2 separate regions of the Homo sapiens genome follow, and region 1 is linked to region 2. The links are chromatin contacts, found by Hi-C or POLR2A ChIA-PET in ENCODE. All regions are on one chromosome and are shown on one strand. Each heading gives the region's core, a stretch centred on a gene start or an enhancer-like site at or near the end of the contact. The rest is flanking DNA. Distances are from core to core; before and after follow the strand shown.

What was found. Hi-C counts contacts between places; a loop is a spot of excess contacts on that map. ChIA-PET counts read pairs that join two places held with the same protein, here RNA polymerase II (POLR2A). Pooled maps may share reads with other maps.
Region 1: a pooled map shows a loop between it and region 2 (2.7-fold over the local background). The contact joins two enhancer-like sites. A Hi-C loop is called at or near these places in 2 of 50 pooled maps. POLR2A ChIA-PET finds 5 or more read pairs at or near these places in 5 of 52 experiments (activated CD4-positive, alpha-beta T cell, activated CD8-positive, alpha-beta T cell and activated naive CD4-positive, alpha-beta T cell).

Annotation. Positions count from the first base shown.
Region 1 is chr1:12,456,383-12,463,844 of GRCh38, reverse strand. VPS13D (vacuolar protein sorting 13 homolog D) reads right to left here. Exons shown (of 70, transcript NM_015378.4): 67 at 3,449-3,644. Among named protein-coding and RNA genes, the nearest start is that of SNORA59A, 47 kb to the left of the region's middle. Within about 2 kb of position 2,429, at least 20 of the 41 ENCODE cell types and tissues checked have a DNase peak (open chromatin) inside an H3K27ac peak, as active enhancers do.
Region 2 is chr1:11,916,934-11,923,414 of GRCh38, reverse strand. It overlaps KIAA2013, which reads left to right. Exons shown (of 3, transcript NM_138346.3): 2 at 1-779; 3 at 3,083-3,824. The coding sequence ends at 3,100. Among named protein-coding and RNA genes, the nearest start is that of KIAA2013, 6.3 kb to the left of the region's middle. RefSeq lists a silencer at 6,297-6,452. Within about 2 kb of position 4,419, at least 12 of the 41 ENCODE cell types and tissues checked have a DNase peak (open chromatin) inside an H3K27ac peak, as active enhancers do.

The DNA of each region.
Region 1 (7,462 bases), core at 1,180-3,679, 540 kb before region 2:
TGTCTTGACTTGACCCAGGGCCCAAAGCTAATAAGTAAGGTGGCTGGGACTCTGGCCTGTTGTTTTCCAGATCAAGTGTTCTCTTTCCTTGTTTGACAGGGTCTCACTGTTGCCCAGGCTGGAGTGCAGGGGCACAATCATAGCTCACTGCAGCCTCAACCTTCCAGGCTTCAGCAATCTTCCCACCTCAGCCTCCCAAGTAGCAAGGACCAGAGGTGCACACCACCCGCCACCATATCCAGGTTTGTTTTTTTTTTTGTAAGAGATGGGGGCATTGTGTTGCCCAGGCTGGTCTCAAACTCCTGGGCTCAAGCAATCCTCCCACCTTGGCCTCCCAAAATGCTGGATTACAGGTGTGAGCCACCATGCCCAGCCCAAGTGCTCTCTTCTAACGCATAGCTCCTCATGAATACTTCTGGACCTGGACAAATGGACTGAGGGACATTGGTGAAACGGCTGCTATGTATCCCTTCAGAAGAATCTGTAATTTTAGCTTTTTCTGCACAATAAAGGACACTGATCCACTGATCCAAACATATACCCTACTTGCCTCTGCCCCACTTGCCTCTGGTAACTTCTGCCATGACTCTCCCACTACTGGCACCTCCAGGAATAGAGAAGGGATGTGGAAGCTAATCCCCCTCCTTTGAGGATATATGAAGACCGGCTGTGCCTCAATGATCACGGTAGCTTTTGCTTCTAGGAGGAGTGAATGGTTAGGCAGATCGCTGTCTCATGAAACTTGCAGTTAAACTTTGTTGTTGTTGTTTTTTTTTTTCCTTTTTTTCTGCAGCCTACAAAGTTGGAACTTGCAGTTAAACTTCAATTAGGCTACCCAATTACTGTCTGCTTTGAGTCAAGCTGCACAACTTTTCTATATCCCGAGTGCCTCATCTACATGGAAATGTAAAACTTCATTGGGCTGAGATGAGGAGTGGCCAGTGCTGACTGTGAACGGCTCCCCAGTGCCTTCATGAGGGCATGGTCTCTGCTGCTGAGGTCCAGATAAGGCTAAGGTGGCAGGCCAGAGGAAACAGACAGACAAAAATGCAGTGTTGGTCAAGACCTGAATCATGTCAGTGTGCAGGTAATAGTAAAGTAAATCTTGAGTCAGCAGGGAAGAAACTATGTGGAATGCCATATCTTGACACTAACTGACTCTGAAACACGTACAAGAGAAATCCAATGAGCCCCCTCCTCGCAGACCCAGGCAGCAGGGTGCAATGCAGTGGTGCTGGGCACAGGGTCAAGACATAGGCTGGGTCTAAGTCTAGGTCTACCATTTCCCACCAGCTGTGTGGCTGTGGACAAGCTCCATGACTTCTCTGGACTGTCTTGTCCTCATTTGTAAATCAACTATGAAGATTAAATGGGATTCCACACGTGGAGGCACAAAGACAATGCCTGGCACATAGATAAGTTCCTTCCTTTTGCTGTTGCACACACAGTAGTTCCCTTTTACCTGGAAGGTGATTCTCTCTTCTCTTCACCTGGCCAACTCCTACTTCATACTCCAGGCTTCACCTCAAAGATTACTTTCCTAGAAAAGCCTGTCTCAACTCCCCTGATCACTAGGTTAGCCACCCTCCTTCTCCCCATCACCTTCTCTGATCATAGTCTCACGGCACCCTCTAAGTGTCCTCGATGTCATTTGTCACAATTTCAGCAAATAAGTGTTTATATAATTTTTTATGTTTGCTGCCCTGCTTGATTATAAGCTCTTTGAGACCAGAGACAGTTTTGGTTTCTGCTATTCCCAACCCTGAGTTCATAGGAAATTTTCAATCACTATTTACTGACAGGCAATGAATAAATGGCAGCTATGTACTGGCTGACAGAAAATCAAACTTCTGTGGCAATGTTGAACAACTAATAAAAATGACAAGAATGTCCCTCTCAAAGACATTCTTTCTGCAGTGACTGTGGCTACATTACTTGTGCTCCTAAAAAGAATGAAAAACCCCCATGAAGACTTGCAAGCTGACAATGTATAAAATTCAAGCCGTTTCTTTCTCGTCAACATTATTAAAACTTCACAGCACAAAATCATCTTTAAAAAATTTATCACATATACCTTGAACCCTTTTTAATCAACCAATCCCTTGGCTATTTTGACATTTTAAGAATACACATGCTTCTTTGGGAACTCTTAGGCGTCTTCAGCTTTACACTTCATTAAGTCTTATTATCTTAACAAATACTGGAGGTGGACTTCTTGGGCTTCGAGCAGAGATGGAAAAACTAACTGGAAATACTTTCGAAGCCTCCTCACTGCCTGCCCCTCCCCACAACTTCATAAATGCTTCAAAATATACTCAAGGATTGTTTTAGTTTTGTATCTGAGAATAGAATGTAACTTAACTAAAGTAAACCATACAGAGTTTACTCAGCTGCTTCCAGATGGAAGGCATTCTGGCACAGCACACTGCATGGCCCCAGTCCACAATCGGAGCATTTCCCCTACTGCAGTAATGTGTCTTCAGTAAGTTTTCCTGGTGACAGACAAATGGATTCACTTCAATTGGGGACAATTTCACTTCACATCCTATTTGAGGGAGTGATAGGGTGTGGATGTGGGCCAGGCCCTAGGCATTCTAAAAGGGCGTACTAATTCACTCAGGGAAAATCTATTATCCAAGCAGCAGCAAAATCCTTCTGGGCTTAAGTCGAGTCTAGCTTGGCTGGGCCCTTAACATTCATTATACCCTTTGTTGATAAGAATCCCCAATTAGTCACTCTGGAAAAGGGAGGCTAAAATAGGCCATTCAAGCAAACAGCTACGTTAAAGCAGTTGGGTTCTGTGGGGTTTGGAACCATATGGGCTGTCCCTGATTTCCAGTCTCAGCTGGTATCAAGGCCAGACAGCAATCCCACAGCAGAACTGCTGACCTGCTGGGGGGATGGGGGGTGGCACTTTTCTTTATGGGGTTGGGGCTGATACTTTCAAGCGGAAGGAAAATTAAGAAGGAACAGACCCACATGGTGAACAACAACAGTGGGGATTCTAGAACTATATCACGGGGTGTAGGAGTAAGAACCAGACTACAATCTGACAGTTTTCTTCATAGGCATGTGGGGATCCAGTTGGCTTGGTGAACAGAAGAAGCTTCTAACAGTTTAATCCTAATTCTGACCTCTCTAATGGAGAAAAATAACATAATATAGTTATACATACTTATATATAATATGCTATATATACATACATATATAAAATATATAGCATATATAAAATATGCTATATATATATTTATCTGAAAAAATTCATGCCAGGTTTCTGTACCTCATTTTCATCTTTTTATATTAGGCAGATCAGAAATTTCAGTTACAAGTATTTGAATTAAAAACCCTATAACTAAGAAAGTGCACAATTAAACACATCAGTATGGATTAGGAGAAGCAGCAGACCTAGGCTGGAAACTGCAAAAGCCATTCTTCCCACACCACTGACCTGGGGCCGCTGAGTGTGGCTGTGTCTCTCACCGCCTGGGCTGTTTCTGATGCAAAATCCAGGGCGCCTGCCACTGGCTTGGTTACAGTGCCAACAAGCCCTTTTCCAAGGCCAGATATGAAACCGCTGACACCCCCTTCTGTTTTCACACCTTCCACTGTCGAAGTTATAACACTGGTCAGTCCACCAATGATACCTAGTGAAAAAGACAAGGGCTGTTGTAACCTGACGAGGACAAAAGCAAAAGCATTTAAAGCCAAACCCCTTGATTATGGAATGATAACTTAAGGCCATTCTATTAATCTCTGTGCCAGAGAGGCCACAGACAGGCCAACTCACAGAAGAGGATCCTGCAGATTTGCCCATTAAGTCCAGAGTCAGAGGATATATGTTACATGTTAGTCAGAAGTAAAGTGTGCTCCAGTTCAAAAAAAAAAAAAAAAAAAAATCAGAGAAAAGCTGAGAGGTTAACAGTGGCCAATTTTTCGATCCCAGAGCTTGGGCAGCCTACGGACGATCAGGAGAGGATACAGATAGAGGATTAAATCAACAGGAGACTAGAAAATTGGGCCTTCGGGGAAAGTTTGAAGATGATGGCATCCTATGAAATATAAGGCAGAGGCTGGGCGCAGTGGCTCACGCCCATAATCCCAGCACTTTGGGAGGCTGCGGCGGGCAGATCACGAGGTCAAGAGATCGAGACCATCCTGGCCAACATGGTGAAACCCCATCTTTACTAAAAATACAAAAATTAGCTGGGCGTGGTGATGCGTGCCTGTAGTCCCAGCTACTCGGGAGGCTAAGGCAGGAGAATTGCTTGAACCCAGGAGGCAGAGGTTGCAGTGAGCCGAGATCGCAGCATTGCACTCCAGTCTGGCGACCGAGCGAGACTGTCTCAAAAAAAAAAAAAAAAAGAAAAGAAAAGAAAGATATCTAAGGCAGAGAGAGATAACTAAATGTAGTTGTTCCTTAGTATCCATGTGGGATTGATCCAGGATCCCCTGCAGATACCAAAATCCTAGGATGCTCAAGTCCCTTACATAATGTGCTGTAGGTGTTTGCATATAACCTACACACACCGTCCTGTATACGTTAAATCACCTCTAGATTATTTATTGTAGCTAATACGATGCCCACATATCACTTCATTTGTGTGGAGTCAATACAGTATTTGAAACGTGTGGCAAATTCAAATTTTGCTTTCTGGCACTTCGTGAAATCTTTTTTCCCCCCAAATATTTTCCATCCATGGTTGGCTGAATCTGTGGATATGGAGAGCTGATGGTATACATTTGCAATTTTCAAAGAACACTATGGGGGTGACTGGCCAACCCCACTGGATGCTTGAAATAAGGTAAAAGCTACTGCATGCTTTGATGAAATTCGGTATCGGCGATTATATAAAACCTTCATGAAGAGCACCCCAAAAAGCTGTGAAAGCTGGCTGGGACCCTCAATGGAGTCAGTTCAAAAGACCAATCCAGGTCAAAAAGGCATTCCAAACATTTTGCAAGTTGACAGCAATGGCTGAAAACACCTTAGAAGAGGCCAGAAGCTGGCAGAGGCTGAAGAGGTCACAGTCACTGAAGGGAAGAGGCAGCCCGTCTAGGGAGCATCTCCAGGACCTGTGCCAGGGACACTCACAGGATGTTTACCCTCTGACAGTGGGGTGTGAGGAAGCTCTCTAGACTCTTCAGCTCTAGTGAGACAAATTGGTAAAGGAAACTCCTTGGGTGAGAATGTACTAACAATTCACAACATTTCTTTTGGATTCTGGGTAAATTTGCTCCAGTGAGGCAATATCTCTTTCCCAAACTTTTTTTTTTTTTAGAAACAGGGTGTCCGTCTATCACCCAGGCAGGAGTGCAGTGGCATGATTACCGCTTGCTGCAGCCTTAAACTCCTGGGCTCAAGCGATTCTCCCTCTAGGTCTTCCAAAGTGCTGGGCTTACTGTCCTGAGCCACTGCACCCAGCCCTTTCCCAAACTTTTGAACAAAGTTTTTGGCAGAGCACACACAGAACAGGAATTCAGACTGGGACCTGAGAGACAGAACATGACTGAACCTGGGTCCAGCAAGGCCTGCAGAGAGAACTGAGCACAATTCCCATTTCTTACATCAAGGGGATTGAGTGGATTCTGGTTCTTATCACCTTCTAAAGGTCTTTTCATCCTAAGGGAAGACTCTCACTCTAGGATACTGCCTTCGTATAACCCAGAGCTCAGTGGATCCTCTTTGGATGAAGCCATTGGCTCCTGGAGAGGCTGTACATATTATAGGAATGATTCTTGATGGGAGGTGATTTTGCAACTTTGAACCAATCATGCATTTTCTCAGCACATTTGTGTGTTCATCCAGAAAGTGAGGAGAGCCATGCTCTCTCCACGTCACAAGGATGCTGGCCAGATAAAGGCCACCACACATAACAAAGCATTTTATATTCATTTTAAAAGTCTTCTAAGAGTCCAATGTACTGTCATTACCATTACGAGAAAGAATGATTAAACCTTAACCCCAAATGATTGCCCAACAGTCAACTTTTAAAATCCATAAACAAATTACTTTCAGCCAAATTTCACTTCTGGCCTGACGTCTCCTTAGGGACAGCTCCCTTTACGGTTGGGCAGCCTTAGGAAAAGCAAAGGCATTTTGATCCAAATCTCACCATTAGGAAAGCTGATAAACAAAAACTCTATTCTAAACGTGTCCTAAGCACAAATAGAAATATAATATTTTACTGTCTATATTCCTTCCTCTTCTTCCAAATGCAGATAATTAATACTGATCAGTCTTGATATGACTCTGATAGCTTTGGATGGTTCCTAAGGATCTGGTACAAAGAGTTTAATTTACTAAGCCTTACTATGCATGAGCTATGTGCCAGGTGTCATGTGAGGTACACAAGGAGAAAGGTGAATGCAAAGTGGTCCTTCTCCCCTCCTCACATTCTCAATCTATCAGATGTACACAGCTGGTGACATACACAACCCAGACTGTGCTCTGTCATTAACTCTAACAGGGACAATAGAGCTGGGAAAATGTATTGAGTTGGGACTTACAGGCTGAGTAGGATTTTGATAGACAAGGAAATGAGGCAGAGGAGGGAGAGCAGAAGGACCATGTGTGAGCAAGGACTTGGAAGCACACCTGGGAAGCAGTACATAGCTGTGTGTGGCCAAAGTGCAGCATGGCTGAAGGATGGTGGTTGGAAAATTGGCTGGATTTATAGTTCCAAGGGCCTTGGATGCCGTACTAAGAAATTGTTAAGAAAAATGCAACAAAAGGCAAATGACTCAGAATTAAAGCATTAAAAGAATTCAAAGTCAGAGACCAAATGCATTCATGCCATCACCAACATCTCTTAGGCAAATAAATTTATAATTTTAGTGAATGCACATTTATGTAAAACTAAAAAACACCTGGGCTACAAACCTGGCCACAAATTCCTCATTTCAATTTCTTTGGAAGGAATGATCAGTAAGGAGAAGGCAGAGGTTACAATTCTAAGAGAAGTAGCAGCTACAATTCTAAGAACAGGTCTGGTTGATTACACCTTATGATACTTTGGGAACAGAAGCCAGAGAACGAAAAGGAATTGCAATGTGCACAACATTCAGAAAGCGAATGAGGAGTTCTCACCGGCTGTCGTATTTCAACTGCAAGGAGGATAAAGTAAGAGAGCTTGGAAGGCTATCAGGTACGCCAACACAGGATTTCCTCTGTTGTCAGCCTTTTCTTTTTTTTTTTTTTTTTTTTTTTTGAATTGGAGTCTTGCTCTGTTGCCAGGCTGGAGTGCAGTGGCACGATCTCAGCTCATTGCAACCTCTGCCTCCAGGGTTCGAGCAATTCTCCTGCCTCAGCCTCCCGAGTAGCTGGGACTACAGGCATGTACCACCACGCCTGTCTAATTTTCGTATTTTTGATAGAGATGGGGTTCCACCATGTTGGCCAGACTGGTCTCAAACTCCTGACCTCAAATGATCCACCCGCCTCGACCTCCCAAAATGCTGGGAT
Region 2 (6,481 bases), core at 3,170-5,669:
TCTCCTGCTCGCCAGCCCCACTGCTCAGCCCCTCCCTGAGCCACAGGGAGCGAGACCAGATGGAGTCGACGCTCAACTATGAAGATCACTGCTTCAGCGGGCACGCCACCATGCACGCCGAGAACCTGTGGCCGGGGCGGCTGTCCTCCGTCCAGCAGATCCTGCAGCTCTCTGACCTGTGGAGGCTGACCCTCCAGAAGCGTGGCTGCAAGGGGCTGGTGAAGGTGGGTGCCCCAGGCATCCTGCAGGGGATGGTGCTCAGCTTTGGGGGGCTGCAGTTCACAGAGAACCACCTCCAGTTCCAGGCCGACCCCGACGTGCTGCACAACAGCTATGCATTGCATGGCATCCGCTACAAGAACGACCATATCAACCTGGCCGTGCTGGCGGATGCCGAGGGCAAGCCCTACCTACACGTGTCCGTGGAGTCCCGTGGCCAGCCTGTCAAGATCTATGCCTGCAAGGCAGGCTGCCTGGACGAGCCAGTGGAGCTGACCTCGGCGCCCACGGGCCACACCTTCTCGGTCATGGTGACACAGCCCATCACGCCACTGCTCTACATCTCCACCGACCTCACACACCTGCAGGACCTGCGGCACACGCTGCACCTCAAGGCCATCCTGGCCCATGATGAGCACATGGCCCAGCAGGACCCCGGGCTGCCCTTCCTCTTCTGGTTCAGCGTGGCCTCCCTAATCACCCTCTTCCACCTCTTCCTCTTCAAGCTCATCTACAACGAGTACTGTGGGCCTGGAGCCAAGCCCCTCTTCAGGAGTAAGGTAGGAAGCCGCCATCTGGTCGAAACCCGAGGCCTTGGCCTTGCTCTCAGCCCTGTGTCTCGGAAGGGGCTAGCCTGGCGAGGGGGGGTGAGGCCTGGGCAGGAATGGGTGTCCTGATGCCCTCAGCCCTTGACACCAGAGAGCGCGCACAAGTGTTTTGAGAGGAGACGACGAGGAAGGGAAAGCTGGAAATCCAGGTGTGAATTGATGGTCTTCTGGCTTTCCAGGGCAGCCCTCCCCTCCTCCCGCATCATAAATCTCAGCATTTAAAAATAACTGCAAGCTGGGTGTGGTGGCTTGTGCCTGTAGTCCCAGCTACTTGGGAGGCTGAGATGGGAGAATCCCTTGAGCCCAGGAGTTTGAGGCTGCAGTGAACTATGATTGTGTCATTGCACTCTAGCTGGGGCAACAGAGCAAGACCCTGTCTCAAAAAAGCAAAAAACAAAAAAGCAAATAAAAGTAAAAAAAAAAAAAAAAAAAAAATTAGAGGCAGGGCCTGGTGGCTCATGCCTATAATCTCAACACTTTGGGAGGCCGAGGTGGGAGGATCCTTCGAGCCCAGTAGTTTGAGACCAGCCTGGGCAGGATAACGAGGACTTGTCTCTACAAAAAATTTAAAAATCAGCCAGGCGTGATGGTGCACGCTTGTAGTCCCAGCTACTTAGGAGGCTGAGGTGGGAGGATCACTTGAGCCCAGGAGTTTGAGACTGCAGTGAGCTGTGATTACACCATTGCACTCCATCCCAGGTGACAGAGTGAGACCCTGTCTAAAAATAATAATAATGAGGCTGGGTGCAGTGGCTCATGCCTATAATCCCAGTACTTTGGGAGGCTGAGGCGGGCAGATCACCTGAGGTCAGGAGTTCAAGACCAGCCTGGCCAACACGGTGAAACCCCATCTGTACTAAAAATACAAAAATTAGCTGGGCATGGTGGTGCATGCCTGTAATTCCAGCTACTCGGGAGGCTGAGGCAGGAGAATTGCTTGAACCCGGGAGACGGAGGTTGCAGTGACCCGAGATCATGCCAGTGCACTCCAGCCTGGGTGACAGAGTGAGACTCTGTCTCAAAAAAATAAAAAATAAATAATAAATAATAATAATAATAAAATAAAAATAACTGCAACAAGCCCCTAGATTGACTTGAAGCCTCTGTCTGAACTGCTGGCGGGATCCCCAGCTTCCCCCCATGTGCCTGTTCATGGCATGCAGAGGTCAGCCCCTTGCTCCAGGCCTCGGACCAGAGTGGCCATCTCGTTAGCATAGGACACAGGACAGAAGCATTGCCCTCAAGTTTCCTGAGACATGTTTGCCCCTGGAAGCGGTGATTTTGGCCATCATTGCTGCAAGACTGTCATCGGGGCAGCATCTTAGCATCAGCATTGCTGTCGCGGGGTGAGGCTGCCTACTGTGCCCTGCCGCCCGGCCTTCTGTGCTTCCTCAGGAGAAAGACCAGCAGGGATTCCAGGGGGAGGCCTTTGTTAGCAGTTGTAGAAGAAAATGTTTCCCAAAGAGCTGAGCTGTTTCCCTTTCTCTTCTCTCCTCCTGTATCCCGTCTCCTCCCCTCTACTCTTCCTCCCCTCCCCTCCCTTCTCTTCTTTTCTCCTTTATCTTCTCTTTTTAAACTGTAGTGACAGTAGAGAGGTATATTAGGCTCTGCGTCTGTGCCCCCAAGTAGTCAGAGAGCCCAGATCCCACCCTGGAGAAATGGGAAGTGTCCCATCACATCCACAGGGATGCCTGCGGCTTCTAGTTTCTGGCCCAAGACCAGGACTTGGAAAAGGAAGCAGAACTTGACCTGAAAGAGCAGAAGAGTGGGAGACAGGGCTGAGTTCCTCAAGTTCGAAGAAAAATCAAAAGTCAGATCAAAAAGGACTGCACAGAGGCCTTCCTTGTGAGCCGCCTCTGAACTAGCTGCACTAGGACAGGTGCCAAATGTGCATCGTGTGGGTTTTGCCGTCTGTTTGGCAGGCGGCTGCTTTTCCCTGCTGCTTGGTGGCTTCTCTGCCCTCGCTCTTGAGTGCACCTTCGGTTCCTCCCACAGTTGGGCAAATGAGCCAAACTACCTTCATGGGGTACTGACCGATCTCTCCTTGACTTAGGCTCAAGCTGGGCCATGCCAGAGTGGAGCCAGTGAACACTCAGCTCCAGAAGGGCCCAGGCCACTGAGTCCGTGGTAATTCTGCAAGGCTGGGTCAGAGCCAGGGTGTGGTGCCACTAGGGTTGTCTCCGTAGCCTATTTCTATAGCTGGCCACTGGGGTTGGCAGTGAACAGTAATCACACTTGTTTTGTGAATTGAACAGGAAGATCCCAGTGTCTGAGTGAACTAACAGTCCTGCTTTCAGCCACCATTTGCACAAGACACCCAGCACTGAAAGTCCCGCTGCCAGGAGCAAGGGATCCTTTGGAAGCACCCGCCCTTTGTGCCTTGTTGGGGGAAACCGGTGACGCAGAAGTGAGTGTGGATACACCAGAGTTTGCATTGGAAGGAATGAGTGTCACGTGGGGAGGGAAGGGGCCAGTGGACCTTTTGTAAGCTTTCCACTCAATAAAATGAACCTGTATGGCAAATACTTGAAATGGAACTCACTCCTTCCACTTTCCCCCTTTCTTCTGTCCCAGGAAATAGATCATCTTTTGAAAAGACTCTTGTCTAGGAAAAGTTGTGTCCTTTTCCTAATTTAACGTGTTCTTTCTTAATGAAGTTTTAATTTATTTTTGTTGAGATTTTGCTAGATGGCTTTTGCATCCCCTGTAGATGGTGAGTGTTGGCGGTGATGTCCATCTCGGCGTTCGGAGGCCCCACGGTCCCGAGGCTGGGCCGGGGCCCCCCAGGGTGGCTGTGCTGCTGCCTGTAGGAGGGTGCGGGTTGTGCTGTCATCCTCGGGTTTGCACGCCCTTTTTTAGGAGCCTGTGGACATCTGTGGTTTTGTACTTTGGGGCTTCAGGGGAGGTGTTTAACTTTCTAGTGATTGATGATTGTCAGGTTTTGAAATACCAAAGCTTTTTTGTTCTGTTTTTAAATAAATATCTTTCAAACTTTCACGACCGGTTTGTGTGTGGTTGAAACCTGGAGACATGCACCACGTCTGCCCTCAGCACTAGATCTGTCAGAAGCAGGACACCCACCCGGCCCTGCTGTCACAATGCTATTCCTTTCTGGTATGTTCTACCTCTCTTCAAAGGAGTCTGCCCAGAAGATGTGTTGTTTGCCACCTTTCTGCTCGCCAGGGGGTTGCTGAGTGGCCCTGCTGAGTGGGTTGCTTCTGGCATTACCCTAGCTCCTTCCCTGCTAAGATGCCCTCTCCCCCACCTGCCCTAAAGAGCCAGGGTTCTCCTGCCCTGGGTTTTGCTGGCTATAGGACGTCAGCAAGACAAACCCTGAGTGGTTCTTCTCCAGGTTGTCTGCTGAAGCCACCATCAGATGCCTCCCCTCTGTGGGGAGGAGAAGGGTCCACTCTGGGGACCAAAAAGGGGCCGAGCCGGGCATGGCAGTCCACCTGCGGGGCTGTCCTCAGCGTCTTGGCGTTTAGACTTTCTCTGCGTTCCCAGACAGCATTTTAAGCAGCATGACTCACCGGGAAGCCTGGTCTGCCTGCAAAGCAGCCAAATGTCTGGCCCACAGCCGATGGTTATGAGAGTAAACTCAAGCTCTGCTTTTAGTGGCACTGGTCACCCACTTACTTCTGTCCATGCAGCACCTTCTCCCCTGGCTCATGCAGAGCTCTGACATGTGATCTTCCAGCCGTGGGCCACGGGCTGGTTCACCTATTACAGAGTGGGAACCTCCTGGGGTGCAATTGGTGTCATTTACAGTGTGACATTAAACGGAAAGCTGTTAGACCACAACAACTGCAGCTCCCATTCCTTCTTGAACTTGGAACTGGGCATGTTGTAGGCTCCCATAAATGTAAAACAAGACCGGGCGTGGTGGCTCACGCCTGTAATCCCAACACTTTGGGAGGCTGAGGTGAGCAGATCACCAGAGGGCGGGAGTTCAAGACCAGCCTGACCAAGATGGAGAAACCCCATCTCCACTAAAAATACAAAATTATCCAGGCGTGGTGGTGCATGCCTGTAATCCCAGCTACTCGGGAGGGTGAGGCAGGAGAATCACTTGAACCTGGAAGGCGGAGGTTGTGGTGAGCCGAGATCGCGCCATTGCACTCCAGCCTGGGCAACAAGAGCGAAACTCCATCTCAAAAAAACAAACCTTTGTATGTGGTGCCTGAGAAATACCTATCGAATGATTAGAATGTCAATAAACTGAGGTTTGTAAAGTACAGCTCTCATTAAGTGCTCACCATACGTGTTAGATATTTCACATCAACATGGCCTTTTGGGATGAAGAGGTTGCTGGGGGTTAAGATCCCAGTTTGAGAGATGTGGAACCTGGACCTCACACAGTGAATCATTTGTCCAAGGCCACGCGACCATGGAGTGACTGGAGTGCAAACTCTGCCTCGATGCCGGTGCAGGCTTGCTTGGATCCCCACACTGCCATTTCTCCCCATGGTGTGCGTCTGATGGCTTCTGTGGCATGGCTCAGTGTCCACAGGGCTTCCAGCTGGCCACCATGGTAGAGAGGAGATGCTGGTGGTCCATGGTGGAGCGGGCCAAGCAGTAACCCTGGTGGGTCCCATCTGCACGGTCCAGTGGAGGCTGTGGCTGCACAGAGAGCCTTTTTCTTTTTTTTCTTTTTGAGACAGGGTCTCGCTGTCACCCAGGCTGGAGTGAAGTGGCACGATCTCGGCTCACTGCAAGCTCCACCTCCCAGGTTCATGCCATTCGCCTGCCTCAGCCTCCTGAGTAGCTGGGACTGCAGGCGCCCGCCACCACGCCTGGCTAATTTTCTGTATTTTTAGTAGAGACGGGGTTTCACCATGTTAGCCAGGATGGTCTTGATCTCCTGACCTCGTGATCTGCCCGCCTCGGCCTCCCAAAGTGCTGGGATTACAGGAGTGAGCCACCGCGCCCGGCCACAGAGAGCCTTTTTCAAATTGCTTTTTCAGGGCCTGAAATCTGGTGTGGAAAATTTAATTGCATACTATCTGAAGCTTCCCAACAGCCGAGACATTGGTTTGGAAATGTGTTCACTCCCTGAAAATCCACCTGCACCTCATACCTCTGTCCCATCTCACATCCTCTCAACCACCTCTTTTTTTTTTTTTTTTTTTTTTTTTTTTTTTTGAGACGGGGTCTCATTCTGTTGTCCAGGCTGGAGGGCCGTATGGCAGTCTCAGCTCACTGCAACCTCCTCCTCCCAGGTTCAAGCGATTCTCCTGCTTCACTCAGCCTCCTGAGCAGCTGGGATTACAGGCGTGTGCCACCACACCTGGCTAATTTTTGTATTTTTGGAAGAGACGGGGTTTTACCATGTTGGCCAGGCTGGTCTTGAACTCCTGACCTCAGGTGATCCACCCACCTCTGCCTCCCAAAGTGCTGGGATTACAGACTTGAGCCATCGCACCCGGCCTCTCTCAGCCACCTTGACTCCTGCCATTGTGGCGACAGCCAGCTCTGCATGGGTCTGAGTGTCCTGGCAGCACCCAACATCAGCCTCTGTCATCTTTAGGAAGCTGCGAGGCACTCAGGCATATGTAGCCTTGAAGCATGTGAATGACAACACCGTTTGGGGCCACCCTTCACCCGTGGGACATGGAGCCAGTAGACACAAGCTCTCCTCTTCTGTCACTGGCGTG